2 separate regions of the Homo sapiens genome follow, and region 2 is linked to region 1. Evidence: chromatin loops called from intact Hi-C (ENCODE). Cell type or tissue: HepG2. All regions are shown on one strand.

Region 1 (2,500 bases):
TTGAGGCTTTCAAAAAAAAAATGTGCTACAAGCTTTGAAGAAAATTCCAAAAGAGGAATTCAAGCAGTGTTCTAAGTTAGGGCTCCATTATTAAAATAATTGTATAATTGCCCAAGGGACAGTAATCATTTCAAGGTATAAGTTCTGATAGAAAAAAGTAGTGATATTGCATAACAGTCATATTTTATTCACATAAAATACTAAGTAATAACAGCAAGCAGCAGGTGAGTGAGAAGGAACAGAAGTCAAGGGGCAGGGGCTGGTTATCACTTTATACTGAGATAGTCAAAGAAGGTTAAATGGAAAAATAAAATCTGTTCTAGATTTTGAAGGGTGTATATATTATTAGCATCCATTATTATCTCAACTTTAAAACTGCATTTTGTTTCATTAGACAGCAATAGTTGGTAATACTAGTGTCTTAGTTATTCAGGCTGCCATAACAAAATACCTCAGACTGGGCAATTTATAAACAACAGATATATATTGCTCACTGTTATGGAGGCTGGAAGTCTAAGATCAAGGTACTAGCAGATTCAGTGTCTGGTAAGGGCTCGTTCTTTGCTTCAAAGATGTAACATTTTTGCTGTGTCCTCACATGGCAGAAGGGGCAAAAAATCTCCCTCATGCCTCCTTTATAAGGGTATAAACCAAAAGTATCTGAGACAAGTCTCAATCAATTTAGAAAGTTTATTTTGCCAAGGTTAAGGATGCACCTGTGACACAGCCTCAGGAGGTCTTGATGACATGTGCCCAAGGTGGTCAGGGTACAGCTTGGTTTTATACATTTTAGGGAGACATGAGACATCAATCAGTACATGTAAGATGTGCACTGCTTTGATTTGGAAAGACAGGACAACTCAAAGTGGGGTGGGAGGAGGCTACCAGGTTATATGTAGATTTAAAGATTTTCTGATTGGTAATTAGTTGAAAGAGTTATTAACATAGAAACGAATGTCTGGATTATAATAAGGGGTTGTGCAGGCCAAGGTTTTATCACGCAGATGAATCATCCAGGCACAAACATTCAGACCATAGCACCTAGTTACCTCTCACTCAGAAAAGTTAAATTCTGAAGAACTAGATAAAAGACAGTGAAGCTTTGCCTAGGAGGGATCTGATAAAGCCAAAGTCAGGGGCCACAGTTCACAGTAGGATGAAGTGGGTGGGCAACCAGAGGGATGACCTTTGTTCTTTCTGCCTCCCTGGCAACATGTGCAGTTCTCCTGCCTGTCAGGACATTTTCCTAAAGAGGTAAAATCTCATCCCCAAAACAACTGCCACCACCAAGACTGCCCATAAATGATATCAATAAGAAACTGAAGCAAGGTCTGTTCTGCTTGTCAGGGAGGCAGAAGAGGACTTCTGGAACCCAGATACAGGATCATTATCTGTTCTGAATATCTATTTGGTTCTGAACCCCTACTTTCCTACCCAAATTTACAGGGTTTTGTTTTGCTTTGTTTATTGTTTCTAGAAAGATGCTATGAGACACTATGGAATAGGACTTTTACTTCTGACTTTTATAACCATACCAGAATAACGGCTACCAAGTGAAAAGATTATCAGGCATTTAAAAGTCTAGAGATGGGTTCACAAAAGAAGATTGGAGATGATTAAAATGACCTTCCTTCACTTAGAAGTGTCACTCAAGTGAAATCTATTTGCTTTTTCTATGCCTCAAACAACACAGGGATGGAGAATGTCAGTAAACCAGTGTGTCACATGTAAGTAAATCTCTCAGTGCAGTAAAGGTCATTTGCAACTCATGTGCCTTGGTATTTGCCTTCCAATACACTAGAAGTAATAACATACTCTTCTAAGGAAATTTAATCATATTAATTAGAATTTAGGCAGATCAAAATTTTTTAATCTAGTATCTGGAAACTGAAAAATATGTAATACAAAAAACAGATAGTTGTGTCACTTTCCATAGATTCCATAGTGAATCTATGTTTGCTAAATTATGGTTAAGAAGTTCTTGAAAAGGAGATCAGAGCTTAGTGTAGAATAGTTTCACCTTGTTAGAATTCAGTCTAGCACTCTGGTATTTTTTTTCTTGGCCCCTTTACCAAATTCTTAATCTGTAGAAAATATGTCAAAAATGAGTCAATAACAATGCTTGCTGCTGAAACAGGAGACTCAACAACAAATACTGCCCAACTGTCATTGTTTAAGCTACAGTTTACTTATGAGCAATTGAATCTCATTATTTCAGCCAAATTATGTTTTACTGTAGTGAGAAGCCAAAAATATAATAATAATTTAAACTGGTTTTTTTTTTCTACACTTCAGACTTTAGTGATATGGAAAAACATTGAGCTCTCAAGAAAACAGAAATGTCTTTTTACCCAAGAGGAATATCCCAGGAATAATAACCAGGAAGTGTTATTGACCTAGAAGATAGGGAAAAAAATTGCAGTTTAGCCAGATCTTTATCATCCATATAGTTACTTAGAGAGGGACTGTTACAGTACAGAAAATAAACAATGGATACTTT
Region 2 (2,500 bases), 160 kb before region 1:
GCAAACGTCACATACACGTCGCACATGGCATGCATATTTACATAGAAACTAACGTCTTACGAACGACTTGTATGTGACATACATGTCACACACATGTCACACACAACACGTATGTCGCGTGTATAACACAACACACGTTCCATACGACGCGTGTCGCCTATGACACATATGACACACATTTGTCATGTATGACCCATATGATCCCTGTATGACACACCACATGCATGCCGCATGTCATATTTCACACCTATGTCACGTGACTCATGTCTTATACATGTCGCATAAGATGCATATTTGACACATGTCACATATTTGGCATATGAAACGACATACATTTCATATGCTGTATGACTAATGCATGTCACACATGGCATATGACAAATATATGCCACATATGACATACATCTATATGTCATTGTGGCTTATTTGTATCATAAGTGATATATATGTGTCGTGTGTGATATATGTCGTATTTTTGTCTTGTCATATATTATTTCACAGATTACCCATATGTCTATATGACACATATATGTCACATATGACACATATGTAAAATATATTTTTTCCTTCTACCCAATGCCAAGTTCAAGACAGGCACGTTTTCTCAGCATCTTCTTTTGTGAATCAGTGGACCTCTTTGGGTTCCTACTTTTATGGAGTGGTTCACTTTTAGTGGTCAAGTTGACACTCCACTTTGAATCAGCATTGTTTCATTTCTTGTTCTTATGCTTTAGGCTTATATTAGACAAAGCTGAAATATTCAATGTTACAATCAGGTTTGAAACTCAGTTACCTCCCTGGTGTCTAATTTTCACTTCATTTGGAGGAAAACAAAGTTTTAAAGTTTTTATGTAATACTTTAGGTCTTGTCTTTTTAATTCAGGAGGGTCACCATGTTATTATTTAGGAAAATGAGATTACATTTGACAATAGACCAATCTAATTTTTTCTTAATGTAGACATCTGGGCTATATGCAAAGTTGCTGTCTTAATTTGTCAATTAGAAAGAAATCCCTTTGAGACAGCCAAGTGACAGAGGGTCCCTGGAGAAATTCTAACCAGCCTCTCCACTGAGGTGAAGCCTCGGGAAGTTCGCCAGGTTTGCAGCATTGAGGAGCCTGGCCCCTCCCCTTCCTGTGTGGAACTTGGGATTCGAACGGCAGGCGGGAAGTGCTCTAGCAGGGGAGTCTGACCTTGTGAGGGAATACCTGTGTCCCCCCTTTTTTCCCCTTTTTACCCAATAAAACCCTGCCTTACTCACCCTTTAAATCATCTGCGAGCCTGAATTTTCATGGCCGTGGGACGGACAAGAACTTTATCTTCAGCTGAACTAAGAAAAAGTCCTGCAACATTTTTGGCGCGCAATGTGGGGGCACCAGAAGCGGTGAGTGAAATGGAGACTCAAAACCTCTCACTGTTGCTTGACCTTTTCCTTCCTTTTTTGGGACCAACTGGTGAGCAGTGTCTCCCCTCCACCCCCAACTCCCTGCCGGAATGGGAGGCACGGCTCAAGGATCCCGGGGCAGCTGGCTGGCATTTTCCGCCATGAACGGCTGGAGCCTTCCCCTTCCCCGCCAAGAGATTCAGCTCCATCAGCCAGTAATCAAACTTTTCTCCCTGGTGGAGAAACCACTTGCATAAGAATAAGAGGTTCTTCCCCAGGATTTTTTTTTTTTTTTTTTTGAGACTGAGTCTCGTTCCGTCGCCCAGGCTGGAGTGCAGTGGCGCGATCTTGGCTCACAGCAAGCTCCGCCTCCCGGGTTCACGCCATTCTCCTGCCTCAGCCTCCCAAGTAGCTGGGACTACAGGCACTCGCCACCACGGCTGGCTAATTTTTTTTCTGTATTTTTAGTAGAGACGGGGTTTCACCGTGTTAGCCGGGATGGTCTTGATCTCCTGACCTCGTGATCCGCCTGCCTCGGCCTCCCTAAGTGCTGGGATTACAGGCGTGGGCCACCGCACCGGGACTTCCCTAGGCATTTTTAAACTGTTTATTTTCTTTCCCTTTCTGTACCCAATCAGCAAGTTAAGTTTTAAAGTTTTTTTTTTCTTTTAGAAGATGTTTTGCTAGGCCAGGCACCCCCCGCCCCCCGCCGCCGCCCCCTCCCGCCCGCAACAACCATCACTGTTTATATTTTCTGCAAAGTTTTGGTTGTGAAATTAAGCCTCCATCTTGCTTTATATCCTGCGGGCCATGGCCGGTAACCACTTGGCAAAGCTTTGTTTGGCAAGCCTGCCATAGGGGATGAGCCCTTTCTGGTTTGACATCTGCATGTTTTCCTAGAGCTGTCTCTTAAAGGGCCCCACCCAGCGACTAGGTTTTCTTCTACCTGTATGTGTACTGTGTGTGATGTGTGTAAGAAGAGCTCTGATTAATTTGGCTTAAAGAAAGACAAGTCCTTTGATCAAGTATTTTGTAAGGGAAGTGAAAAGCTATGGTACCTTTCAGCTCACGTGATTTTAATCTTTAAGAAATAAAAACAGTCCTAAAGACTATTAG

The links. A loop is a pair of places that touch in the nucleus more often than their neighbours do. Peaks named below come from ENCODE experiments on the same cell type or tissue, not always from the same donor. Only the 100,000 strongest peaks of a DNase experiment are listed, where the experiment ranks them.
Region 2: it touches region 1 in a loop (2.5-fold over the local background); 2 of 110 quality-filtered maps call a loop at or near these places.

Annotation. Positions count from the first base shown.
Region 1 is chr18:39,635,802-39,638,301 of GRCh38, reverse strand. The region is part of intron 2 of MIR924HG (MIR924 host gene); the gene reads left to right. Among named protein-coding and RNA genes, the nearest start is that of MIR924, 15 kb to the right of the region's middle. In HepG2, no CTCF peak of the experiment used is centred here; a DNase peak (open chromatin) is centred at 1,151.
Region 2 is chr18:39,798,953-39,801,452 of GRCh38, reverse strand. No RefSeq gene overlaps it. Among named protein-coding and RNA genes, the nearest start is that of LINC01902, 42 kb to the left of the region's middle. In HepG2, no CTCF peak of the experiment used is centred here; a DNase peak (open chromatin) is centred at 1,132; H3K4me3 peaks cover 2,033 bases.